7 separate regions of the Homo sapiens genome follow, and all the other regions are linked to region 1. Evidence: chromatin loops called from intact Hi-C (ENCODE). Cell type or tissue: PC-3. All regions are shown on one strand.

The links. A loop is a pair of places that touch in the nucleus more often than their neighbours do. Peaks named below come from ENCODE experiments on the same cell type or tissue, not always from the same donor. Only the 100,000 strongest peaks of a DNase experiment are listed, where the experiment ranks them.
Region 2: it touches region 1 in a loop (4-fold over the local background); 3 of 110 quality-filtered maps call a loop at or near these places.
Region 3: it touches region 1 in a loop (6-fold over the local background); 13 of 110 quality-filtered maps call a loop at or near these places.
Region 4: it touches region 1 in a loop (11-fold over the local background); 12 of 110 quality-filtered maps call a loop at or near these places.
Region 5: a loop joins it to region 1, with 11 times the contacts of the local background. A loop is called at or near these places in 3 of 110 quality-filtered maps.
Region 6: a loop joins it to region 1, with 4 times the contacts of the local background. A loop is called at or near these places in 8 of 110 quality-filtered maps.
Region 7: it touches region 1 in a loop (15-fold over the local background); 10 of 110 quality-filtered maps call a loop at or near these places.

Annotation. Positions count from the first base shown.
Region 1 is chr10:76,983,183-76,987,182 of GRCh38, forward strand. The region is part of intron 19 of KCNMA1 (potassium calcium-activated channel subfamily M alpha 1); the gene reads right to left. Among named protein-coding and RNA genes, the nearest start is that of KCNMA1-AS1, 97 kb to the left of the region's middle. In PC-3, a CTCF peak has its summit at 1,830 (motif pointing left); DNase peaks (open chromatin) are centred at 1,109 and 1,829; H3K27ac peaks cover 293 bases.
Region 2 is chr10:76,660,089-76,664,088 of GRCh38, forward strand. No RefSeq gene overlaps it. Among named protein-coding and RNA genes, the nearest start is that of KCNMA1-AS1, 230 kb to the right of the region's middle. In PC-3, no CTCF peak of the experiment used is centred here; no DNase peak of the experiment used is centred here; H3K27me3 peaks cover 503 bases.
Region 3 is chr10:77,109,689-77,113,688 of GRCh38, forward strand. KCNMA1 (potassium calcium-activated channel subfamily M alpha 1) reads right to left here. Exons shown (of 28, transcript NM_001161352.2): 7 at 2,679-2,754; 8 at 485-655. Among named protein-coding and RNA genes, the nearest start is that of KCNMA1-AS2, 29 kb to the right of the region's middle. In PC-3, a CTCF peak has its summit at 2,377 (motif pointing left); a DNase peak (open chromatin) is centred at 2,433; H3K4me3 peaks cover 410 bases; H3K27ac peaks cover 773 bases.
Region 4 is chr10:76,035,015-76,039,014 of GRCh38, forward strand. LRMDA (leucine rich melanocyte differentiation associated) reads left to right here. Exons shown (of 7, transcript NM_001305581.2): 3 at 994-1,120. Among named protein-coding and RNA genes, the nearest start is that of MIR606, 480 kb to the left of the region's middle. RefSeq lists an enhancer at 1-3,117. In PC-3, no CTCF peak of the experiment used is centred here; DNase peaks (open chromatin) are centred at 1,517 and 2,107; H3K4me3 peaks cover 320 bases; H3K27ac peaks cover 373 bases; H3K27me3 peaks cover 978 bases.
Region 5 is chr10:76,791,449-76,795,448 of GRCh38, forward strand. No RefSeq gene overlaps it. Among named protein-coding and RNA genes, the nearest start is that of KCNMA1-AS1, 95 kb to the right of the region's middle. In PC-3, a CTCF peak has its summit at 1,630; no DNase peak of the experiment used is centred here; H3K27me3 peaks cover 2,003 bases.
Region 6 is chr10:76,760,321-76,764,320 of GRCh38, forward strand. No RefSeq gene overlaps it. Among named protein-coding and RNA genes, the nearest start is that of KCNMA1-AS1, 130 kb to the right of the region's middle. In PC-3, no CTCF peak of the experiment used is centred here; no DNase peak of the experiment used is centred here; H3K27me3 peaks cover 3,605 bases.
Region 7 is chr10:76,631,302-76,635,301 of GRCh38, forward strand. No RefSeq gene overlaps it. Among named protein-coding and RNA genes, the nearest start is that of KCNMA1-AS1, 250 kb to the right of the region's middle. RefSeq lists an enhancer at 1-816. In PC-3, a CTCF peak has its summit at 1,563 (motif pointing left); a DNase peak (open chromatin) is centred at 1,580.

The sequences.
Region 1 (4,000 bases):
TCACTGAGAAGAAAATGTTTCCCCAATCCTCTCCTCCTTGATTTTGTTGAATCAATAACATTTCAAGATGTTCTCTGTGAAAATCACATGGGTGAGTTAAATAAGAACATACATTACATTATCTAGATCCTCAACTTGCAGCCCTTAGCGCAGTATGCCTGAGAAAAGTTTAAAAACTCAAAAGAGAGAAATCCTATTCAAAGAGTAAAATACTGCCTATGCTTCCAAAGTTCTTTACGGCCTGATAGGTAGAAATTTAATAATGAAGGGCTGGGAATGGTGGCTCACATTTGTAATCCCAGCACTTTGGGAGGCTGAGGCAGGTGGATATCTTGAGGTCAGTTCAAGATCAGCCTGGCCAATATGGCAAAACCCCGTCTCTAAAAATACAAAAATTAGCTGGGCATGGTGGCATATGCCTGTAGTCCCAGCTACTTGGTAGGCTGAGGCAGGAGAATCACTTGAACCTGGGAGGCAGAGGTTGCAGTGAGCTAAGATCGCACAACTGCACTCCAGCCTGGATGACACAGTGAGACACTGTTTAAAAAAAAAAAAAAAGGAAGAAAATTTAATAATGAAAAACATAAACAAATAAGTGAGTCATCCTGAGACATATTTCAATTCTCCCCTTCTGTAACCTCAATAAATTCATTTTCTCCCACATAAGCTAATGTTTGCACTAAATATTCTGTACAAAGGAATACCGCAGACCATAAAAAAAACAGTAAAAAGATATAGCTGTGTCTTTTTTAAAAAACGGTTGAAAAATTGGGTATGTGTGGACAAAATAATTTTTAAAAATAGTTTTGCTTGCACATTTGATTTCTCTCTTCATTTATGATGCCCTAGTTGATGAGCTGATCAACTTTTCTGTGAAAAGTCTTCCTAAAAAACAGAACAAAACTTAACAGAAACTCTGATCCTGTTTGTCAAAATGTAGTTCTGGCCCCGAGAGAAAGGCAATATTCTTTGGATGACTTGGATTCTAAAGCAACTCTTTTATTAGTATTATTATTTACTTTTTTTTTTTGAGACGGAGTCTCGCTCTGTCACCCAGGCTCCCAGGCTGGAATGCAGTGGTGCAATCTTGGCTCACTGCAACCTCTACCTCCCAGTTCAAGCAACTCTAGTGTCTCAGCCTCCAAAGTAGCTGAGATTATAGGCACCTGACTAATGTTTGTATTTTTAGTAGAGACGGGGTTTCACCGTGTTGGCCAGGCTGGTCTCAAACTCCTAACCTCAAGTGATCTGCCCGCCTCAGCCTCCCAAAGTTCTGGGGTTACAGACGTGAGCCACTGCACCCAGCCTGGATTCTAGAGTAACTCTTGATGAAAGAACATCATACTAAGGTGATTTTTATATAAAACATTAATTCAGTATATCAATCAGTCACTTTAATAAAAATGCCCCTCATTATCCTGAGGTGAATAGAAGCCTATGGGATTAATTTGTGTAAATAGATATTAGATTAAAATGGGAACTTGCCACATAACAATAATCAGATAGCATAGGCAATCCAATCTCAGTGCTGAATCCAGTATTGTGTGTGTAGTTACCTTTTAAAAACAGTAACATGTATTTAACTTGGACTTGCTTCAAGTAAGCACTGCATCAGGCAAGTTGGATTTCAAATAAACCTTAGCAATTGAGGGGCATTGTCGTACTGGAAGTATATCTCTTCAAACAACAGCAACAACAGTTTTAGATATTTATTTTAGAGAAATAAAGGAGACAATCTGCAAGAGAAAAGGCAGAAAGTGAGGAGGAGGAGAGTACCTAGAATCCAGGTAGAGGGTTTATTTCTAGAAAAGCAGCGCCACCTGCTGGTGGACCTGCATGTCAGGCCCTTCTGCGGCTTGCAGGCCATCTGTCTTGCAATCTATGCATAAATACACAGCAGTATTTCTCAGCTGCTGTTATACGTAAGAATTGTATTACCAGTAGGCAGATTTCTAACACACTGGTTGTAGTTTAATAATCCTATATTACCTGAAGTATGGGTTATATAAAAACCTAGAATGTTAATTGTTGACAAACCAATTCTAATATGTAAAGCACTGTAAGTCACCCAGTAAATACACAAGTAAATCAAAAGGGATAGCTCTTTTTGCTCTAACAACGTGTTATTAAAAGCCACAACTTAATCACTTACATAAAAATAATGTTCATGAATTTCGATGTACTAAGAAATCAGGAAAATGCATTATAATCTTACTAACAGAGCTTTTCCTTCACTTACAATTTAGAGGAAACTATTTTGCAGAAAATATTTTTCCCTTTCTTTAAAAAATGTACCTAAACCAACATGCCATTTAGGAAATTTGCTCCTATAACAAAACCTAGTTACAAACAACTAAGATTACATCTATAAAATGTTATATTTTTAAAATAGCAATAGAGAAGTTGTGGAAAATATGTCACTGATACAGTGAGCAGAGAAACACTACCTGTCATTTTTCAGGAAAAGATCACACAAACGCGATAGCAAAGGAACACAATAAAAAGCAGAAACAGGAATGTGATAGGTGACTCTGATTGCATCTGCAAAGGAAACTGTGAAATAAATTAACACCCAAGTACCCAAGAAAGGCACATTGTGGCTTCACTGGAAGTGATCATTATGCAACAGAGAAGGTTGGTGATTTTGTAAGAACAGAAATAAAGTGTAGCCTGTGAAATCTAGTGGTGATAACTAATGACCATACTACTTACAACTCTGATTTGATCTCTAACATAAAAAAATAAAATAAAAAAGTACTCTAAAGAATAGATGTATGCAATAGGGATTGTGTTTCTCACTTGAAACAAATAAACCTCAAATGGGATCAAAGGGCCCCGGTAAATGAAAAATGACAGTTCCTATGTTGCCCTGATTTGATCTCAAGCAAAACTACCATGCTGATAACATAGCAGGGGATGTGAGGAAGGCAGTGGAGTTCTTGGATTGCTATGAAAAGGAGGCGAGTGTGTAGCCCATTCAGCTGATGGGAAGCCCATTCTAATTCCAAAAAGTTATTGAGATTTAATCTCTAACAACAACAACAACAACAAAATAACTCATGCGGCAACCAAAAGGGTATCCTTTAAAAACACACATACACAATTTTGTTATTTCCAATACATTCTGTAGAATCTCTTTACATTCAATTCTTCCATCTGTCTAAGCTGGGTAAGGCACATGTGTGAAGAGAACCAAATGTCACAATGCTTGCTTTGAGAACGAAGTGTCTCCAGTTATCCAGACAGGGAGCTTGACTAGGAGGGTCTCAGGCATAGGCCATGGGCATCCCATCTCCCATCTCAGCTGGCTACCACTCACTCTGGAGAGACAGGGTTTCCAGGAGCAATTCTGGACAGATGCAAAGGGTGAAGGGGAATCTGGTGGGGTTCAGGGCTGTCAAGATTCGAGTTGGGGGCTTACCCTGCCTAGATATAACTCCTAGTGTTAGCTTGTGTATTAGTCCAGTGAGATAAGGTCTAGGCCATTGGCTAGGGTCTGAACAATTAAAGGTGCACACCCTGCCTTAAATATCCAAATTTATTTGGGATAAATTCAAATCAATAAGGAAACATAGGTGGATGAACAGAAGCAATGGGTTTGCCATGGCTTCCTACCCCGACTCAAATACCCAATGACATATGGAAGGAGAAAACATCAGCACCCCCAGATCCACTACAGAGCCCACCATGTGCTGTCAGCAGAAACAACGGAACAAATGTGTTACCTTCAGAAGAAGCAGTGATCAATTTGAGATCAATCTATTCAAGAGTTGTCCAGCAGTCAAAGGAATTGGCTGTTGGCTGTTCAGAAACAAAGGTTCTGTTCAAGAAGGTATAAAGGAACAAGAAGGAAGAAAGGAAGATCTCTAGCCTTGAGACTTTTTTTTTTTTTTTTGCCTCTGGTTCAGCTTCTCATGAAAGACCTTTTTCCTTGAGATACATGCTTAATAAACTATGGAAACATATTGTCAACAGAGTTTACATGTTAATCAGCCATTTA
Region 2 (4,000 bases), 320 kb before region 1:
AACTCTAAAATATAAAGCCTCAAATATATATAAAGAAAATATCAATAGGGTGAAATACACAAATCTACTATCACATTAGAAAGTTCATATACATGTCTCTCAATTGCTGCTAGAAACAGCAAAAACAAAAACTTGGTAAAAATAAAGAAGAATTGAAAAGCATTATCAACAAGCTATTTTAATGGACATAGGCACAACCCTACATTCAACAATTAGAGAATACCCATTCATCTTAAGTTCACAGAGGACAATTACAGAAACTAATCACATAGGCCACAAATCAGATACCCACAAATTTTCAGGAATGATAATATGCATATAATGTTTTCTGAGTGTAATAAAATTATGGTAGAAATTAATACCAAAAATTATTAAAGATTCATATTTCTGGAAATTAAAAATACATATGTCTAATTATTGGATGGGGCAAAGAGGAAATTATAATAGAAATTTAAATATACTTAAAACTGAGGATTATCTCAAAAGTTGTGGGATATAGCAGAAATAGAACTTTAAGGGAAATGTATAGCCATAAATGCTTAAAGGAAGAAATGTGTATAATTGGTGTTATAAGCATTCTGGTTAAGATTTAGAAAACTACAGTTGTAATCATTCAACTCAAGAATGTTGGTGGGACTGTAAACTAGTTCAACCATTGTGGAAGTCAGTGTGGCGATTCCTCAGGGATCTAGAACTAGAAATACCATTTGACCCAGCCATCCCATTACTGGGTATATACCCAAAGGACTATAAATCATGCTGCTTTAAAGACACATGCACATGTATGTTTATTGCGGCATTATTCACAATAGCAAAGACTTGGAACCAACCCAAATGTCCAACAATGATAGACTGGATTAAGAAAATGTGGCACATATACACCATGGAATACTATGCAGCCATAAAAAATGATGAGTTCATGTCCTTTGTAGGGACATGGATGAAATTGGAAATCATCATTCTCAGTAAACTATCGCAAGAACAAAAAACCAAACACCGCATATTCTCACTCATAGGTGGGAATTGAACAATGAGAACACATGGACACAGGAAGGGGAACATCACACTCTGGGGACTGTTGTGGGGTGGGGGGAGTGGGGAGGGAGAGCATTGGGAGACATACCTAATGCTAGATGACGAGTTAGTGGGTGCAGCACACCAGCATGGCACATGTATACATACGTAACTAACCTGCACATTGTGCACATGTACCCTAAAACTTAAAGTATAATAATAATAAATAAATAAAATAATAATAATAATAATAATAAAACTCCGGTCTCCTGCAAAAAAAAAAAAAAAGATAAAATAAGCTCAAAGATAGTAGATGTAGGGCAATAAAGATAAGAGTAAAAATCTATGAAGTTGAAAAAATACATGATACAAGATGAATAAAGCCAAAAGTTGGTGCTTTGAAAAGAGTAATAAAATAATCAAACTTCTGATGATTAGAACAAAAAGGAGACCTAATTATTGATTCAGCATGTGATAAAAACCTGACTACTGTGAACAAGCATATGTCAATTTGAAAACTTAGATGAAACAGATAAATTGTTTGAAAATATAACATACCAAAATTGACTTAAAAACAAAGACAATACTCTTATAGCAATTAAGATAGTTAATCAATCACCAAAAGAAGGTAAGACCCAAATAAGTATTACTAAATTTTCAAAAAATAGTTTTTTTGCAACATACAACACCTTCTTGAGAATAGAAAAGGATGTCAATATAAACTTGGAGTAAACCCAGATAAGGAAAATGTAAGAAAGATAACGGATAGGCAATTTTTAAAAATTCTAAACAAAACTCTAATTTGAAGCCAGCAGTTTATAAAAAAAGATATACATCATGATAAATTTTGGCTTATGGAAAGATGAAATAGAAGGATTGTTTAAAACCCAAGTACCTATAAATGTAATGCCAAACATTAAGAAGATTAAATATACAATTAGAAAAAGTTATTCCAATAGTTAACAGAAAAATAATTTGATAAAATTCAACAACTATTAACATAAAGGAAATAAAAACATGACAAAATGAACAAACAAAAAAATCTTACTAATAGCAGTGTCCCTCCTTAACTTTACAAAAGGTATTCAACAAAAAGCTACAGCAAATATAGCACATAATAGTAAAGTTAGTATTATTCCCTTATATGTCAAGGGGGAAAGGGGAGTTCCACTATCATCACTTTTATTAAACATTGTAATGGAGATTCTAGCTGGTGCAACAGGAAAAGGCTAAGAAGTAAAAGGTATAAGGATGGCATGAAAGAAAACATAGACACAGATGATATAATTACCTACACTGAAAACTCAAGAGAATCTAAATATAAATTATAAAAATTAATGTGAGCTTTCCAAGGTGGCTGGATATAATATCAATAAACAAAAGCCAATTGCATCTCATGATATCAATAATAAATATTTAGAAGATGTAATTTAAATTAAAAGATACTCTTTATAATAACAGAAAATACTTAGGAATAAATTTAACAAATATGCAATTCCTTCATGGAGAACTGTCAATACATGTACTGAAGTTGTTAAAGACATTTAAATAAATTAAGAGCATTCCTCAATAACAAGTTGAAAGACTTAAAATCTTAAAGACACCAGTTCTCCTAAAATTGAATTGTAAATTCAATGCAATTCCAACTGAGTTTTTAATGAAATTTGATAAACTGATTTTAAAACGTATATATGAAAGAGCAAATGTCCCTAGTTAGCCAAGACATTCTTACAGAAGATGAATAGGATGAGGAAACATTCCCTACTAGATATCAAGACTTAATTTAAAACCAAATAGTTAAGATAATATTCCTATTTTGCAGAAAAAGTTAATTTGGAGCCAAATAAAAGTTCCAGACAGAATCCCATACATCTATAAACACCTTATATGTGCCAGAGAAGGGCATGTCACATCATTGGAGTAAGTAAATGATGGGGCAGGTGGCTCTACTTATTAAATAAGTAAGTAAATAAATAAATTAAATTAAATACCTACTACATACCACACACTTAATCAATTCCAGATGGAGTAAGTAGTTAAATGTAAACATTAAACAATTGAAATAAGGAAGTATATATAAGAGAATACCTTGATTAAACTGAGCTAGCAAATTATAGCTTAAAACTCAAAAGTTGCCAATTAAAAGAGCTAAATTCAAGTACATTAAAATAAGTATTTGTATTCCTCCAAGGACACCATAAAGAAAATGAAAGACAAGCCATATTGTGTGAAAAGTATTTGTGTTGCATGCCACCAATAAAAATTAGCCACTGAAAAATGTAATGAACTTCTCCAAAATAAGAAATGTATATGATTTTTTAAAAGATATAAAAGAAACCCTACATATTAGCCTTTACATAAACACAGAGAAACTTGTTAGAACTAATAGACAAATTCAGCAAAGTTGCAGAATATAAAATCAACATGCAACAATCACTTGCATTTTTATTCACTAACAATTCAAAAAGAAAATGATTCCATTTACAATAACATCAAAAAGAATGAATGCTTCAGAATAAACTTAACTAAGGAAGCAAAAGACTTGTACACTGAAAACTTCAACACCTTGATGAAAGAAATTAAAGAAGATGCAAACAAATGGAAAGTTATCCTGTGTTCATGGATTAAACGGCTGAGTATTTTAAGATGTAAATACTATCCGTGATACATATTACCCATTAAGTCCATATTTTAATGGTAAGTATTCCCATTAAATCTACAGATTTAACGCAATCTCTATCAAAACTCCAGTGGCAGTTTTCGGAGAAACAAAAACATTCATCTTAAAATTCATACAGAATCTCAAGGGATCCCAAATAGCGAAAGTGATCCTGAAAAAGGACAAAGTTGGAGTTCTCACATTTCCTAATTTCAAAACTTGTTACAAAGCTACAGTAATCAAAACAGCATAATACTGGCATAGTGGAAATGTGTAGACCAATTAAATAGAATAGACAAGTCAGGAATAAATCTTCACTTAAAGGGT
Region 3 (4,000 bases), 130 kb after region 1:
TGTAGGGACCCTTCTCTTTAGGGCAGGCCCCAGCCACAGTGTTTGTTGGAAGTTAGGGGAGGAACATAAAGGGGAAGGGAGAGCTCTTGAAACCGCAAACTGTCTCTACAAAGTATCGACAGCTTCTACCAGAGGCAGGTGACAGCCACTGTCCTTGTAGCATACCAGATGCTGAGTTACATTGCTAAGGGGTAGACACTCTCCCTTATTAACAGCATCACTTTTCTTAAGACAATTAGGTTTGCTCCTGGCTAAATGGCTGTCCCCGACAAGGGCAATGTGCCTGGATCTATGGGACAAGTGTAATACACCAAGAATTATGCAGAAAAGTCACCATCGTGTTTGGATTTACTTAGCCTGATTGTAACGTTAAGGCTTGCTTCTAGTGCAGAATACAGTCTAAAATACAAAGCTTTAAGGAAATGTATCATGGAAAATATTAACAGCCATCAAAATCAACATCATAATAAAGATTTTTTTTTACCAGTCCCCCGAGGATGAAGAAGACCATGAAGAGGCGCCCAAGTGTGGTTTTTGCATAAACATCCCCATAACCAACGGTGGACATTGTGACCATGAGTAAATAGACACATTCCCAGTAGGTGAGAGCCTGGTTGTTTTGGAAATTTTCCCATGGGTCCCCTGAATTCTCCACCTAAAGCAAATGGGACAGGGGAGAAAAAAGAAAAACATGCTATTGAAGTGTATACATGCAATAAACGCGGAAGCTCGGCACTCTCGAAGGCCACTTGCTACTGCACACCACTCTCCACACGAGATGTGTGGTTCCCGGGCTGAGTTCTGTGAGTCAGGATGCAGAGCTCCTGAGCAGGACACAGAGAAAGTGGAGAAGCAGCTGCAGGAGATGTCTTCCTGGCTGATTGAGACAGAGAGGGAAAGCAAGAAGGGAAATATCTCTAGGCCTTTTCTCTTCTTCTGGTAAAATGTGGGAAGCCAGCTAAAATTCAGGGCATTGCCTCTGGCCAGGTTTTAGAGCACTCTCTTCAAGGAAAGAGCCAGAGATTCCGTCCCTGACCTTCCTCAATGGGTTTCTAAGGCCCAGATGGCCTGGATCTGCCTCTCCCACAGAAATTCTAAACACTTCCGTAGGGGGCTGCCTCCTTCCATCAGTTTATCCAAAGAGTATATATGGGCCCTGCTTATTTCTGATTCAAACAGCATCTCTGGAATCTGGCCCTGCTCTCCCTCCTTTGCAAATTGGCAATGGTGGTCCCAGCCTTGAGGCTGCTGGAATCTTCACAGGGGCATGGAAAGTGAGCTCATGAGAACAGCTTGCACTGGCACAGCCCGTTAGATCAAGGGCTGGCAAACTTTTTCAGTTTTGTGGGCGACACAGGTCCTGTTCAACTCTGCAGAGGCAAAACTTCAACAAATGGGTGTGGCTGGATTTGGAGAGCTTTGGCCCGAGACTGCAGTTTCCCCACTTTCCTGTCCTTCCATCATATTTGATCTGCCAACAAGGCTAGTAGGTGGGCAGGAAAGGTACTTTAGATACTCTCAGGAGAGAGGGAGCTGCGGGCCCAATTTTACTCAAATATGCCTGTGATCCACCCACAGGGCCTGTAGACGGTGGCCCCCAGGCCTCCACCTCTGCCTCTGCAAAATGTTTCCAGGGCCTGGCCTCTTTCACACATCAGTTTGTCCTCAATGTGCCATTTTCACAAAAGTTTCCTGGTGAACCTGAAGGGACTTCACTAATACCCGTAGTAAGGTGGGGTCATCATCTTATTAAAGACAACTATCTCCTCCACATATGTGATTTGGGTGCTTCGTGCTTGGTTACAGCAAGAATTAGGGTGATTAAGGTTGATTTTGGCCATGAATCCCATCAGCATTAAGGGCTGGGCAGGAGACTCTAGATCTGGTGACTACGTGAGGCCCCATGCCCCAACCACTGCCATCCCAGGCCTGTCTTCCTTTGGGTGATAATTACCTAAATCCCAAGTGTGGGTAGCTAAGCGCGTCCTTCTATCCCTTATGCAAATAGAGGCTCAGCCACTGGTGGTCAACTTTATCCAAAGTCTCAGAGCTAGACGAGGCTCCTTCCAGTTGTAACAGTCTATGTTTGCATGAAACACACTTCCCACAATGGCTGTGCTCTCTAAAAGCAGGGGGAAAGTCTGCCTTCGGGTGGTGTGAGGGGCTTGACTTAATACAAGGCTTTCAAAGAGTCACTAATGAAAAAGAATGAACATTTTTGAGGTACAAATCAGACAAAATAATCAAAGGTGGCTTTTCGTAAGGCGGAAGTGGAAAGAAATTGAGGGATCTGAATTTGTTGTTTACTAGGAGGTGTGGGTCCAACTTCCAACCTTGTCCCCAGACCTTTTCCAGGTGTTTGCTTAGGAAGCACTGCCATCTTGTGGCTTACTATAGTTATTGCAGACAGAAGGAAAATCTACCAAAGCCCCCATGACAATACCAATGAGCAATGAACTGAAAAATGCAGGTTAATAGTGCAAACATTACTCACCATTTGGAACTAGTTTGGGGTAAAAAGGTTGGAAACCCAGACAATTGTGTGGTTGCTTCCCATCTTCCTGTCTACAACCGAGGTGAAGTTAATTTCCAGCAAGATAAATTTTAGGTAATAAAATGACTCAGAGAGGGTCTTGTTGCAGGCAAGCGAGAGCAGAAGGGTCTTCAAGGTTACTCACCAAATGGATGAACCCGGCTGCAGTCAGCCACGTGCTGATAAATATGGAGAGCAGATTCACCAGCTTGATGGAATTACTGTGCAAGAGACAACAAGCAAAATCCCCACGTTACCAAGGGAAGGCCCTGCTGGGGCTGCCTTACAGGGTAACAGCACCCGCTTAGCAGGAGAGGCTGCCACATCTAACTCCCAACCATTTCTCCATTATAAGGGAATTCTGGAAGGTGGAGGAAGCTGCTGGGATGAAGGTCAGGACAGAGCCTAGAGGAACAAATTTAACTTTGGTAAAAATTAACTTTTATTTAAAAAACTCTTCAAATCTACAGAAAAGTGGAAAGAACAGTATAATGAACACTTGTACGCTCTTCATTTAGACTGACCAATTATTAACATTTTACCACGGGTGCTTTATCTCCCTACATGCTTTTTCTCTTATCCCCCCCGCCCTTTTTTCTTCTCTTCTTCTTGCCATGTACATATATATATATATATATTTGCTAAACCATTTACCAATAAATCAGAGACATCATGGCACAAGCCCTAAATACTTTAGCACCCAACTCCTAAGAAGAAGGGCATTGCACAGCATAATCACAATACCATTGCACGCCTCAGAAAATTAAAACATAAAAATTCAGTAATGCTATTTAATATGCAGACCTTATTTAAATATCTCCAGTTGCCCCAAAATTATGTTTATTGATTTTTTTTTATTTTCCCCCCAGACCCAAGTTTCATGCACTGCATTTGGCTGTTAGGTGGCTTAAATCCAACTGTCAGGAAACAAGGACAGAGAGTAAATATTTTAGGCTTTACAGGCCATATAGACATTGTCACAAATACTCAACTCTGTCACTGTGGCTTCAGAGCAGCTTTTGGACATCATGTACAGGAATAGATATGGCTTTGTTCCAATAAAACTTTATTTACAAAAACAGGCAGCCGGCATGGGCTATAGTTTGCCAATCCCAGCTTCAGTCCCTTCTAATGTATAATTGACACCACTCCTTTGTAATGACATTAAATTTTGTGTGAACCTAGGTTGTCTTCTATAATGTTCTATATTCTGGATCCTGTTTATTTACTTATTTATTTTTATTTTATTTTTTATTTTTTGAGACGAGGTCTGACTCTGTCACCCAGGCTGGAGTGCAGTGGCACGGTCTTGGCTCACTGCAACCTCTGCCTGCCAGGTTCAAGCAATTCTCCTGCCTTAGCCTCCCGAGTAGCTGGGATTACAGGCACCCGCCACCACGCCCAGCTAATTTTTGTATTTTTAGTAGAGATGGAGTTTCACCATGTTGGCCAGGCTGATCTCGAACT
Region 4 (4,000 bases), 950 kb before region 1:
CCCAACACTCATGAGAGCCCATAAAATTAAGAGTTAACTTTCAGCGATGTGTATAAGCAAGGCTATTTTTCCCTTTCTGCTGTTTTTTTTTTTTTTTCCTGGAGCCGGGTACTTAATTCTTTCTGTTGCCTTTTTATTTACTGCCTCAACATCTACAGGGTTGCACTCTACACTTCTTTCAAAAATTAAGTGAGAAATCCACTTTCCATAAATTAAAACAGTAACTTCAGGCCAGGAGCTTTGAAGCAGCAATTCTCCCAACCCCCGTCTCCCCACCCGCAGCAAAAACAAATAAAAAGAAATAATAAAAGAAAAAGCCCTCTCAGATCGGAGTGATTATGTAATTCTGCAGATGCCTTGCCTTTGGGGCAGCCACTGGGACGCTGGGCAGAAGCAAATTAAGTGATTAGTAAAGAAAAAAGGCAGAGGAAAAAAAAAAGTCAAAGGATGTGAACGGAGAGAAAGGAAGCCTTCCCTGTCGTTTCCCCCGCGACTGTACAGAGAACTGCTAAGAAATGATACTTGAAGTTATATTTATTATTGTAAGAGGGTATGATATTTCTGGGCAGGAATGATGGATGACAACTTGAATTTGTGTCCAGGGAATGAAGGTGAACTGTGACAGAGTTATTTATCTTGGGAATGGAGGTTAGGGTCAGCCGAGGCTGGGTGCCTGAAGGCACAAGACATTGACAAATTTATCCTGCAGGCCGTATCTGAAGCCCTTTGTTTTGGATCCTGGCTACTCACTAAGTGACCCTCATCCTTCATGTTGGCAATGCGTGAAGGATGCGGTGGGTGCCAGCGGCCCCTTCTCCCCCGCCGCCCCCGCCCCGACTCCTGCTACTAATTCTTGTCATTCACTTTGCTGACAGGCACCAAGCCCAAACTATTCCCAGTCCTGAAAGGGAAGGTTAAAATATTTATTTCGGCTCATAATGGCCTCCCTGATTTAGTGCAGGATCATTTTTCCTGTTGCCTTTGTCATTGCAGGTCACTGGAAGGACTGAGCGCATTCAGGAGCCTGGAGGAACTCATCTTGGACAACAATCAGCTGGGGGACGACCTTGTGTTGCCAGGGTTACCCAGACTGCATACCTTAACCCTCAACAAGAACCGAATATCCTTTCCTCTGCCCGCTGCCCCCACTCCCCACCCAGCCCCACAGTCGTCCCCCAACCCCACCCTGCACAAATACCTGCAAAATGTCAAATGAGTTTTACGTGTCAGCTAAATTAAAGTATGTGAAATACAGTTCGTGGGCAGACAAAGCATTCTGTCTTCTGGCACTCGGGACACTTCAGAGTAATTTATTATAGGTCATTCATAAATGAAACGCACCATTATATCTTCCTGTTGCTCCATTTTAGTGTAGAGATCTAAGTTATGGCTGTGAAGAAATCTTTTTAATAGATAAAAATAGAGAAAGAAAATAATGTCACCGCTGCAGAGGCAGCGAAGCCCAGTCTGTTTGCTTGGGCTTGTGTGGGAGGGCGACCTCTGGTGGGAAGTCCCGGGTAATGCCGCCAAGCAAACTTCCTCTCCTGGGAGGTTTCTGGAAGGCTCTGGGGCAGGCTTGGGGAACCGTTTTGGTGAGGGAAAGGAGCTAAGGTGGCAGAGACATGTGAAGCCCAGGCCTGGCTATGCCCTCACTGGGGGATACCATGCTCTGGTGATGAGAGGCCTAGGGGACCCACGACAGTGTATGGCCTCCTCTATGGAGGCAAGGACCTAGTCAGCCTAGGGTGAGACTTACGGGCACTAACTGCTCTGGATTCTGTAGTGGGGATGGAAACAGGGAACCCTTGCTGCAACCTAAGGCCCGTAGCTCCTGCATTGTTAGTGTAGTGGATTACCCGGCACTAGAATGCCAGCTCGATGGGACAGGGAGTTTCCTTGGTTTTGTTAACTCCTCTGTTCTTCACACTAAGAATAGTGCCTGGCACCAAGTACAAGCTCAATAAATATTTGAGGGATGAATGCATCATTATCATTAGCTATTCCTTATTGAGCACTCCTAGGAATGAGGCATGGTGCTGGGTTCTTTATGTGTGTTGTTATTCATCCTTACCAAGCCCTGTGAGAAGGGTGTGTCTTTTCCATTTACCTAGACATAGAAAGAGGTGAGGTGTAGGCACACAGCCAGACACTAGCAAGATGCTAGGTCCTGGATGATTCAGTGTCAACTGTGTTGTGTCCAAAGTCCAATGTCTGCATTCTACTGTGTTGCTTCAGACTCAGTGGTCCAATGGCTTTGTTTTATTGGATGGAACATTTGAGACCTGGAGTAGTTAAACCACTTGTTCACATTCATACAATAAGTTAGAAATAGAAAAGGAGACAAGGCATTTTCCTCTAGAGTATAAAATAAAATCAGATATACATGTAAGGCTTGGCACATATGCATATGCCAGCATTTAAGAATGATTTGCAGAAGTATTTGTTAGCTACTGTTTATACTTCAAGCCATAAGTTAATGTTTTCTTTATTCTCTCAGATATTGTCTCAGTCAGCTCTTGCTGCTACAGCACAGTACCGTACATGAGGTGGCTTAAACAACAAACATTTATTTCTCACAGTCTGGAGGCTGGAGGTTTGAGATCAGGATGCCAGCAGGGTTGGTTTCTTGGTGAAGATACTTTCTCACTGTATCATCACATAGCAGAGAGAGAGGAAGCAAGCTTTTTCAAGTCTCTCCTTATAGGGGCACTGATCCCATCAGAGAGATCTACCCTTATGACCTAATCACCTCCCAAAGGCCTCATCTCCACATACCATCATTTTGGGGATTAGAATTTCAACATATGAATTTGAGGGAAGAACAAACATTCAGACCATAGTATTATAAATATGCTCCTTGTGGTCATTATTGTCACTTTGATAGAAGTAGAAGGGGAGGGCCTACATGTAAATTCACAGTCTTTGTCATAATGAAATTTTGGTGGAATTTTCCCTTCTTATGTCTGTTAGTCAACCAAGTTTCCCAATCACTCTTTGAAAAACTTTGTAGTCTTATGGCTTTCTAGGCTGTCTTAGATGATCAGTTGGCCAATATTCTCAAATAAATCAAGGACAGAAGGATTTTTAGACATGTCCTGTGTCCCAGGTCTCCGTAGAATATTAGGGTCCATGGACTTTGGTTCATGTCTCAGCTTAATCATATTTAGCGGTGTGACCTTGGACAAGTTATCTTCTGTGAGCTTCTTTTTCTCATTTTTAAAGAAATATGTTGGACTGGTCGATGGTTTTATTCACAGTATTGCTGTCACCAGAGATAAGCAGGCCTCTTGGCTTCAGAGTGCTGAGAGGTTTTCTTTGTCTTTGGTTGAGTCCTTTCCCTATTCTGTGCCTCCACTTTTCCAATCTGTAGCAGTAATGCTAAGGGAGTAATGGTAATGGCCTAGGAGGGACCGAAGCAGAAGACACTGTGTGGCTGTAAACCTGACCAGTGATATCACTGGTGCTGTTGTAGCACATTTTCTTATCAGTGAATATTCTGAATAGACTTCTTTCCTTTTTTCTCCTCTGCTCTACTAATGTGATTGTGAAGATCATCTTCCCCATCTACTTGACTCAGAAGTCACAGAGAAAGGTAGGTAAAATCAGGCAATAACAGCACATGCTATCTTCTCAACCCAGCACTTCTGATGCCACTTTTTCAGCTAAATGACTCTCCTACCTAACTGTGAGAATGTTGCAGGCTTTCCAACAATTTCTAGGTTCCATATTGTTATTGCCACCCCATGAAATGCTTTAGATATGGCCTCTATACATTAGCTTTTGCTGCATAATAATCCACCCCAACATTTAGTGGCTTAAAACAACAAATATTTACAATTCTATAGATCAGATGTTTGGCCAGGGCTCAGCAGGATGGTTCTTCTGCTAGTCTTATTCTGGGTCAGTCATGCAGCCACATCTACCTGGAGGCTCAACTGGGGCTGGATGGTCTAAGATGACCTCACTCATATGTCTGGAGGTTGGTACTGGGTGTTGGCTA
Region 5 (4,000 bases), 190 kb before region 1:
CTAGTTTCTTTATAAGAAGAGATTAAGACACAGATGCAAACAGAGGAAAGACCCTATGATGACATAGGGAGCAGATGGCCATCTACAAGCCAAGGAGAAGCTTTAGAAGAAACAACCCTGCTGATCTTGATCTCAGACTTCTAGCTTCCAAAAATATGAAAAAAAATTCTTCATTTAAGCTACCCAGCCTGTGGTATTTGTTATGGCAATCCTAGCAAAGTAACACACACACACACACACACACACACACACACACAATTATTTTAAACAAAATTAACTCAGAGTATGAAGTTTTGCAATTAACTTTTGCTTTTCATATTTTTATTACTATGAAAATTTCACACATTTAGAAAAGTAGAAAATAATATAATGAACACGTATGTACCTACTATCTATATGATAAGATATAGCAAATCTGAATGTTTTGCTATTTTTGCTTTAAGCTTTTTTTTTTTTTTTTAAAAAAAAGGAATAAAATACTACAGGTACATCTGAAACCCCTTCAGTACCTAACCTGAATCCTAGTCTCCCTTATTCCCTCCCTGGAGATTACACTATCAGTATGATTTGTCTGATATCTGTACGAATCTCAGCCCCCACCCCATGAAACCAAAAGATTGAGGCATGGCCAGAATGCAAATGCTGGAATACTTTTGAAAGAGAGGGGTCCATTGTCTAGGAATGTCCGGTAATAAGACCCCTTTCCATGCCTTACCACAAATTGTCTTGTTTGAGGTCCTTCCAATCAAAGCCTGTCCTATCAATGCTTCCACATACCAACCTGCCCTCCCTAACCCATAAAATTTGCCCAAACCTCAAATCAGGAAGACAGATTTGAACATTGCCTCCTGTCTCCTTAACAGTGGACCTCATAATAAAGCCTTTGTTTTCTATAAAACAAACAATCAAAACAAAACAGTGCCATAGTTTTGGCTTCTATGCACATTGGGAAGCACCCCATTGCTTGGTGGTAACATTATCATGTCATGAAAATTCGATGCTTCCTTCCAGAAAAGTATTTTAGACACTGGTCTATTTTGGCATTTGAACTACATTTACAGCAAGCATTCTTGATGATTTTATTTGTTATCTGTTTTCTAGAATTAATGGGAGTTCTTTTCCCTCACACATATTGAAGGAAACTGCATTTAATGGATACATAAATTTAGAGAAAAAGAAAAATTTAGGGATATTGAAACTTTTCACCAATATGCATGTTACATCTCTCTACTTATTTAGATATTTTTTAAGTTTACTACTAAAACTTATTTATCTATGATGTTCTAAGACTTCTATTGTGGTGAGAAATTATATTTTTTAAATTACATTTTTAATTGGTTATTTCTAGCATATAGAAATATTACAAATTTTGTATGTTGGTCTTCTATCTAGTAATCTTATTGTTTCTAATACTTTGCAGATTCTCTTGGATTTCTTAATATAGAATATAACATTCTTGCAAAAGAGTTTGTTTCCTTTCTTTCCAACATTTGTAGTTTTTCTTCTTCTTCTTCTCTTACTCCATTGGTGAGGAGCTCTAATAAAATGTTAAATAGAAGCAGTAATAGCTGAAATGTTCATTGTGCATCAAACTTTAAAGGTTTTAAAGGTTTCTAAAGTTTCACCACTAGGTATGCTGTTTTCAGTCAGTTTTTGAGAAATAATATTTTATCAAGTTAAGGAAGGGTTCCTTCATTTTGTTTTTCATTTTATTTTATTTTATTTTAGAGACAGTGTCTTTGCCCAGGCTAGAGTGCAGTGGTATGATTATGGCTCACTACAACCTTGAACTCCTGGGCTCAAGGGATTCTCCCACCTCAGCCTGGTGAGGAGCTGGGACTACAGGTACATGACAACATGCCCAGCTATTTTTTTTTTTTTTTATTTTTTGTACAGACAAGGTCACACTGTGTTGCTTAGGCTAGTCTACAACTCTTGTCCTCAAGTGATCTCCCATCTCAGCTTCCCAAAGTGTGGGATTACAGGCCTGAGCCACTGAGCCAAACTCCTTCATTTTGCAAAGATCTCTGATAAGATCTTTACCTTTTGTAAATTCCATAATGAGAGTTACATTGCATTAAATTCCTTTTCTGTTTATTAAAATGATCATATTTCCTTCTCTTTACTCTTTTAGTCTCATGGCTTATATAAGTGGATTTTCTGATATTAAATCATCCTTGCTTGGTTTAATACACATATAGAATAAATATATATTAATAAACATTTTAATATTTAACACCTTTATAAACATTATTTAATAAATATATTAAAATATATATTAATTATGTAATCCATAAATATAACATTTATTTAATGTATTTCATAGTAATACAATGTTACCATATTACCATATGTGAAATGCATAGTTTTGTTTCATAATAAACTATGCTTGCATAGTTTTCATAAGTAAATAAGCATATAAACCATATACAGCTACATATATATTTTCTTTATAAATATACATTCATACTATTTCATTTGCTACTTTATATTATATGTACTTAATACAGTGCTGACATATAATTAATCATATTATATATAGGATTCTTGAATCTATATTTACAGGTGAAAGTGATCTCTAATTTTATTTACTTGTCAGAGTATATTGTCAAAGTTGCGCTAATTTAAGAGAGTGAGCTGGACTGTGTTCCATCTTCTATTCTCTGAAACAATTTATATCATATATATTTCTTGAAGCATAACAAACTTTCCTATAAAATTATTTTGTTGTTGTTTGGAAAAGAGAGACTTTTAAAATTGATTTTTAATGGTTATTGTTTATCCAAATCTTCAAGTTGTTTTCTAAGCAATCAGTAATGTTCTCAAACATTGTCCACTTCATCTAATTTTCCAAATTTATCATAATTATTCATAGCATTTTAAACAATTTTTTATTTGTAGTGTCTATACATTAGCCTTCTTTTCCATTACCAGTATTGTTTATTTTATTTCTGTCTCCCTGATCTATATAATATAGGATAAAAATCTATTTTATTGATCTTTTTTCCCTTAAAAAGCTTTTCAGTTTGTTATGTGCATTGTCATTCTTTTATTTTTTCACTTGTTTTTTGTTTGTTTGTTTTCATTTTCTGCTTCTAGCTTTATTTTGCCCTTCATTTAACTTACTTCAATGTACACCTTTATTTTGTTTTGTCTTTCCTTACATCGTTATAGGAATAACTCTTTTATTTTCAGTTATCTTTTTATTATAAATATCTTTATAAAAGATAAATTGGACATAAGTTTACCTTGAGGAATACATTAGCTGCATCTTAGAAGCTTTTACAATATTGCCATTGTAATTCTGTTCTACTTGTGTATATATTTTATTGTAGCTTTTCCTTTAATCCAAGTGTTAAAGGCCTGATTGCTTATTTCCAAATTTATATTTGTTCTTTACTGTCTTTTATATTTATTTCTAGTTTTATTTTACTGTTGTTAGAAAAGTTAGTCTACTTAATATATTAGTAATCATTTTTAAGTCTTTTGGGTTTGCTTTTGTGTGTTTTAAGTTCTCTTAGATCAAACTGAGAGCTTGAAAGGAGGTGGTTAGGTAAATAAATGTGTTAATGGGTAGTTAAAAGCATGATAATTAATTTCTATGTTCAGGAAATAATATAAAAATAACTTTAGAATTGTATTTCCATTCCTAAAATGTTAACAAATACACTTAATTATGATTTTTCAATAGCACATTATTTTCAGTAAGGAAAGAGGGACTGACAGAGGCAGGGAACAAGGTAAACAAGACAAAAGAAAGAAATATAGGAAAAAGAAAGGCAAAATAAGATGGCAGAAAAGTCCTAACACCTCAGTAGTCAAAATAAGTAGGGACAGATTAAATGTACTTATTAAAAACAGGTACTATCTAACTGAATGGAGCGGGGACCTAATCCAGTTATAAGTTAATGACACAAAAAGATGCAGAAAAGTTAAATATAACAATTTTGGGGAAAAAATGCAAATATTACCAGAAGGAAACTAGTGTGACATTGTCAAT
Region 6 (4,000 bases), 220 kb before region 1:
GGCTGGATTTCCTCCACTTTCATGATACTTCACTTCATCCATAGCTTATTGAGTTTTCTTAGCTCTACCTTCAAAATATGTCCTGAAAGAATCCTCTTTGTCTTTTAGCTTCCTCCCTAGTGCAAGTTAACCTCATTCTTGCCTGGACTAATGCAGTAGTTTTCTAACTCACATCCCTGCTTCCATGCTTACTCATATACACTCCACGATATCTTCAACACCCAATAGGTACCCTTTTAAAAACAAATGAGGAAATATTGCTCCTTCACCTAAAACCTTCCAACGGCTTGTCATTTTGCTTAGACTGAAGTACAATGTCTTGCCCTTGGGCTGCAGTCACCAGGTGAACTGGCCCTTTTCCCCTTCTCAATCTCAATCAGATTCATTCTAACCCTTTTATAACACTCCAGCTATGAAAGTCTTCTTTGATTCGTAGAACACACCATGCTCATTCTCACTCCTGGGCTTTTCCTCTCCCTTTCTGTGCCTGGAACTTTCTGCCCTCATCACCACATGGCTGGCTGATTTTGCCAGATGATTCAGGAATCAAGTCATAGGGCACCTCTTCATTGACTCAAAGTATCCCCTCACCACCACCATGCAATCTCTCATACATCACTCTGCTTTATTTCATTTATTCAATCTATTGTTCCCCATTTATTTCCTTTTATTCATGTATCTTGTTCTCTACTATATCCCTGGTACCTAGATGAATGTTGGGACCACACGAGAGAATATATAAATACCTGCTGAATAAATAATTATAAAATACATTTTCCCATAACTCTTGTAGAATATATGATATTGTGGTATTGCACAGGACATTCTATTTTTTATCTGGCTACCACATGCATTATGAGATTTATGCATCTGTAAGTACTAAGTAATTGACATCTATAACCTTATTATTTATGAATTATCATCTACACATTAATAGCCAGACTCCCTAACATGGTCCAGGTGGTGACTAGAATGATACAATCACAATTATATGTGCTAGGTAAATGACTCTTTTAATGAGATGCAGCAATATAATATTCATGTCTTTCCTATGTTCATATACTTTGACTAATTCTTCTAGAATTAGCTTCAGCTTATCTACTTTCTTCATTTACTGAAGAGTTCTTTAATATTGAGCCTTGTTTTTCCATTGGTTGAAGTTAATAATCATTGGCTAAAGTATATTTGAAACTGACATGTAATATGAGAATAAGAACCTATATGTTCTGTTTAAATAACTCAACAAAACTGTACATTTTGACCCAGAAGCTGTTTACTCAGGTAACCCAAATGAAAGTATCATCAGCATTATTAGCAGCATCATCATTAAAATGTCAAATCTATCATCATTAAAACAGCAAGTCTCATGAGTTTTGAAAAGATTGTGAGAGAGGAGACATTTAGAGATTTTCTATTGCAGGACATACAATATTTTAATTGACCCCAAATATAACCTTGGTTTATTGAGATGTTAGCACTACTTAATATAAGATTATATTTCATTATGAATAGCCCTTGCTGGTTCAGAGCTATTCTGAATATGCATAACTAGACATCTTCTTGCAGATCGAAACTAATACATTAATCCGTACCTTTGAATACAATCCTTCAGCTAGGTACTTGTCACCTTACTGAGGGAGGGTCCCTGCTCGATACTTGTCCACAAAGGGATTTTGAAAACTTGGTCAAATGCCATGGGAAAATCCAGGTACAATTTATCTACAAATTCTTAATCTACAAACAATACCAAGAACAGTAAATAGGGTTTGTCGGTCATTATTTTTTTTCCTAATGACCCTATCTTGCATCCTGGTGGGACCTGCTTTTCCACCTCAGTACTCATAAACCAGCTTGTATTATTTCACACTGTAACACTGATCAAAAAAAAAATCTCAGATGTATAGTTTGTCATACTTTTACCTTTTCGAAAAACAAACGTTGCCCTCTTCTATTATCATCTGGCAATTCGCCTAATCTTAGGAATTATATTTGGAAAATATCTTGGGATATAAGCCCAGCCATTAAGGAGCTATTCAGTGTTAGAACCACAACTCACTCTCTTATAATCTTGCCAACCTTCTAGGGTCTCAGTTCCCACATACTCAGTGTCACAGACTTCAGTCCAAAAAAAAAAAAAAATTCTTTTTACAAAAAAGACCAAAGGAAGTGAGTGTATTTTGACTTTATATGCATTGTTATGATAAAGAAGAATCAGATAAAGAGCTCTAGATATTCAGAAGAAAACCTTAGCCTTGGCACCACATGGAATTTGCAGCATTTTCTCCACCTTGGAGTCTCACCAGGAGATTGTTACTCTGACATGAGGTGAGATCAACATGTCTACCATTCATTTACTGACTGTAGTCACAGCTTTAATTGTATGCTTTTCTGGAGCTTGAGTTATATATGTGTGTTTCTTAGAAACATGTGACCAGGTTTGAGCGAGAAGAGGAGAAACCCTCAATAGATATTGAACATGGTTTCCACAAGTGGATCAAAAGCAAAATTGAGAATTTATTGACAACTTTTTCATCTCACCTCCACTTCTCCCTCCTTAAGCTCTCCCAAGGAGAGAAAATCCCTTCTTTTCTCTCAAGTACTGAGTCATCTTGCTTCTCAACGGTCACCTTAATTTCCCACAGAGACACTTCCAAACATTGCACATAAAACTTTGTATATCTGATTTTTATGATAGACTCTTAGGAAGGAACTTCTAGGAAATATTGTAAAAACATTTTTAAGCACTTCACTATATACTACCAGAATGGCATTCTATTTATTCATCTGAAAACTGAGACCTCCTGCTGCCACAAAGCTGAATTCTCAGGACTGAGAACTGAAGCCAGCTATATCAATATGATTTCACTCCTTCTTCCAGGAAATTGTTGCCCATTAAGACAAGGCTGTAAACCAATACATAATTTCACCTGTAGTTTCAGAAAATTTCTAAGAACTAAGTAATATAGATAATTAACTTGTACATATGGACAAACAGATCCCTTGTCAAAACAATAGATTGCCTGTGTGTGCAAATAGCTTGTGAATCAAACTACTTTTACTTGCCAAGACTTGCTTAAAGGTCCTTGTCCCACTGTTTTATTTATTATCACCTATTTTAAACTATTACATCATAAGATTTAGTCACTCCCGGTGAAATCCTTATACTGAAATACCTCCCTTAAATCACTGGAGCCCAGATCTCTAAACCCTAAAGATTTCTACCCATGACCACTCTCTCTGAGACATGACTAAGACTCTGTTAAGTTGGCATTCTCCATTACTGCAGTAGGTTTAGTAAGCTTAGCTTTATTCCAGTGGCTTTTTGGAAAGTCAGCTGTCAAGACATCAACAAACATGTATCAATTTACTTCCTGGCACCTTGCTAGACACTGGGGATTCAGTGATGGCTAAAAATAACATAGTTCATGTAATCCTATGAGGGAGAAAATGCTAATCAAATAATTGTAAATATATAAGTTCCGATTGTGACTCGTGTTCCAAGGAAAAGTTACAAGGTGTTACGAGAGCAAATAACCAGATAACGTGACCCTTTTAGAGTAAGGAGACTATATTGATTAGGTGATGTTTGATTTGCGATTTCAAGGATGAGTAAGGCTTAACTAAGTGGCATGCAGGAGATGACATAGAGGAAAAGGGAGAGGAGGAGGAAGAACGGAAGGGGAGAAGAGGTATAAACATGGAAGAAGGGAAGGAGCAAGGAAAATAGAGAAGGAGGAGGAAGAGAGAGGGGAAAGGGAGGAGAAGAGGGGAAAGAGGAGAGAAATGAAAAGGAGGAGGATAAAGTCAGAGGGAGAGCAGATGGGGAAGTCTGAGTGCTTTCGAGGAATATGGAAAATCTATATGACACCAACTTAAAAAATATTTCCTTACCCTGGAACAGAGAGCAAAGGAGAAAGCAATTTGAGATAAGACCAGAGAAAATCGTAGGAGCAACATGACATATAGGCCAGAAAATTTGTACAATTTAACCTTCATCCAT
Region 7 (4,000 bases), 350 kb before region 1:
CAATTAATGTCATAAATAATTCCAGAACCAATTACATCAAAATGGACTCAGAGCTTTAAAAAGGTACAGAATTCTCTTATTCTTCCTGCTAACAGCAAGAAACAGCTTTCATTTTTCTCTGTAATTACTTTTCATTGTATATAGCAATACAGCTGAGCTTTTCTGTCCATATTTAAGCCTTGTCTTTCTCCAAGCCTCTTCCCCCACCACCAGCCTCCCTCCTTCACCCCACAGGATAAGGCTGTTAAAGTTGTTCTTCCCTGCCAGAGCAGTGGGGTGAATGTATAATCTTTTAACTTGGCTGTTGCAGGAGAACTCCAGCTACACCTAAATGATTAAGAGCCAAGTTTTTGAAAATGTCATGGACAATGACAGCACAGTGCCCCAAACAATGGCATTTGGAAATGAAGACATTTGTGAAATAAATGGATTTGTCTTATTATTTTAAAGGTTGCTGTGACTTTGCTTACACTGAATTTATTGATTTTTCCCCCTTCTCCTTCTCCTTCCTCTTCTTGTTCTCCTCCTCCTTCTGTACAGTTGCAGGCATAGAAGCTGGGCCAACTATTCCCTCTACACTGCAACCACAATTCAGTACTGCCCATGTGTGCTAATGGGCATTTTTTTTTTTTCCAAAGGAGGATCAGTCTCTTAAACATAGCGTTTTACTAAAAAGCTATTCTCTTCAGCTGTCTCAACTCTTCAGCTAGTTCTCTGTGCATTACAGTACATATGTAGATAACACAAAGGCTATTATACCCATAATAGCAATGACATACCAGATACCACTGGTGCTAATAGTCTCTCTCTCTTTTCTTTTCTTTTTTTTTGTTACTCTAACCCATCAGTTGCCTCTGTGGCTTGTTTAGAGAAAGGAGGGGATTGTGGGAAAGCAAATTACTGTAGTATTCATTCACAGCTTTGTTCCAGGCCTGACAAACATTTCCAACTTTTCAACCATGGTGTCATTTACTCCAGAGGGACCAGGCAAAATGGCTCATGAAGCTCCCACCGTTTCAAAACCAGAAACAGCTGCCGGTGTTGCTTGCAGTTTGCTGAGTGTGCTCTGGCTCTGAGCTGCCGCTGACGGCTCTCCCTTTAGCAGTAGGTGTCACTGCGGTGAGTGGTAATTACAGCGGAAGATTTTAGAGGACACGGGATAATTAGGCCAGCCCCGTGCAGGCATAAACACTGACATTTACCATATTAAAAACCGGAGATGTCGGCATTTTCCTCCCCCCACCCCTACCCAGACCACAACGATAGCAACCTCACCAACAAAGGCAAGTTTTCAAGAGAACAAAGGGTCTTTGCATTTGAGGGAGTTTGACTGGGCTCCTGGTGCGGTGCTATTTGTTGGTCCCATTTGGGTTCCGCTCATCACTTGGGAAAGCGTCCAGCTGAGTCTCTACGGCTTATACTCCTTCCTCTTGGATCCTGCAGAATGCCATAGCCTAGGCATGATGGCAGAGGAGGTGGTGGGGCATGATAAATTATACCATCCAGAGAGCACCTCTTCCTTTCCACTGTGGGCTGGGCACAAGGTGGCATCTCTCAATACTGCCCTCTCCTGGACCTGGGTGATGCCATGGCAGTAACAGCAGGTATATTTCCTGGTTCTCCAGCAAATGACAGTCAGGAAGTAGGAAGGTAGATGAATACAAACACTAGTCCTACAAACCCAAACTACCCCTCTAAGGGCTGAAGTTATGGCAATATCCTCTCACCCTCTGTCCGAAATAGAAATGGAACAAGTGTTTGCAGAAAGTTCAATAATGCCTAGGCTGCAGCTGCAACCTACTCCAGGGAGCCCTTCTGAAAGTTACTGGGGTGCTCAAATGCAATGCTGTAGATCCAGAAGAACCCATGTTTGAATTCCAGACGGGCCATTTTCCTATTAAGGGATGCTGGGTAACTTCGATCCTCAGTTTTCCCTTTTATAAAATGAGAAAATGAAAGTGCTTACTTCACAGAGTTGTTATGAAGATAAAATAAAAAAGCATTGAGCACACAGAAGAATTGCATAAAATGGTACAATTCTTTCCCATTGCAAAAGTTCATTTGCCCCAAGTCGGGGACTGTGTTTGAGATAGATTTTCCGCAGAGAAATAAGGCTCAAGTCTCAGATCTCTGTGCATTGGGGAAATGACAGTGATTAAGTGAGAAACCCTGGCTACTCTCTGAAGGCAAGACCTCCAGACATGTTTGTGCTAACATGGGGTGGATCCACTCTCACATTTGCTCCCTCACAGATGCTGCAGATACAGCGGAGGGCTTTCATAAGTGAAACCGCACTCTCATCTTTTGAATGGGAACTCCTCAATACAGTCTGGATTTTAAAAACATCCTCCCAAACACGAACACCTTCGTGGTCTACCCAAGCATTTGACTTCTCTGCAGGGAGGGCTCAGGGCCCCCATCCCTTGATGTGGGTTGTTTAGCTTGGGGTCATGGAGCTTCATGGTCCGGGAGAGAAAGGCAGCGTGGACCCATGGAAAGAGCTTGAAGCCTTTGATCCAGGTGGCTGTGTGGAAACTGGATGACCCTGGGAAAATTACTTCAACTCTGTGAACCTGAATTTCCTCACTTAGAAATGAGAAAAAAATAACCCACCTCCACCCACCAGTGCCAGCCCAGGTAAAGCACTTGCCCGTGAGATATGGAACCCCTTCCCCTCCCTTTGGGTATTCTCTTTCTCATCAGTAAAGGAATGAGTCTCCTCACAAGGAGTTTACGAGGCTCTGGTGTCAAGTGGTATCACTTGACACCAGGAAATAGGAAGGAACAAATAGGAAGGATCTCCTTGTTGTTATTATTCATGGTCCCCAAGGGGCTTTCTTGGTGTGGCTACTCCCAGCCTCAGGATGCTGGGCTCTGAGTTCCCTCTCCTGATGACAGCAACAATGCAGCTCAGCTAGAGAAGGGTCCAACTCTAGCAGCTGTATTTTCCAAATTAAAAATATGCACAATTTTTTTCAACTATTTCTAGCTGTGAGAGTCAGCCTAACACTGTTCTGGACACAGAAACATCAGAATTTCTGAAACATCTCAGTGACATAAAAGACTAGGACTGCATGTTTTAAACAGTAACCATCTTGGACCATGTGGCTGCACTGGAGATGTAGGTCCCCATGGCAGCCCTGAGAAGATGCTCCAACCATGATCTGTACAAGCCAAACTTTGCTTGAGGAGGAAGGGCCAAGGCAAGATTAGTGGTTAAGCAAACAGTAGGCGTGTGTGGCATAGGAACAGCCTTTAGGGCTGGGTTGGTCTCTTTGGATAGTGTCTGAGATAGTTTCCAGAGTCACTCTCCCCATCCTCATTGCTGTGCTGAGAGTTTTTTCTGCTGTTTAAGGTCTTGGGAAGCCATCCTCCTACCTCTCTTTTCCTTAGGTCTAAAGGAACTGGATTCTTGTCCACCCCTATAGGTACTATGAATTACTGGATCAGCATATAGGTTTTGGACAAACAAACTTAGATTCAAATTCTAGTTCCACTACTTACTTGCTACAACCTTAAACAAACTAATAATTCTTAGACTTAATTTTGCTTTTTGTTTATTTATTTTCTTTTCTTGATATAGTGGATATATATATCTACTTCATAAGGTTTTAGGGAGAATTATGTAGCATTCAATGAGACAGTCATCACCGTAGTAAAAGGAACAGTTGGAGGGTAGTAGCAATAATAATACTAGTAGAAGATACTGTGTTTGAAACTCTTACCAAAGTCACAACTAAAAATGATCATAGCTGGAATTCCAACTCATTTTCTGACTTTAAAGCCCATGTTGAAAATACTGTGTAAAATGCACGAAGCACCTGGCAGGCAGTCATCTGTGATTACTGGTTTCTTTATTGCTTGAGTTGGATGACAGTCCTAGGTCATCTGATTGGATTTTGGATTCATTTGAGACATCTGGAACCTCTCTTGGGAACTTCTTCCTCCTTGGGCCTTTGCAGCAGGACAGATGGGCTCTCAACACCACTGCAGATTTCAG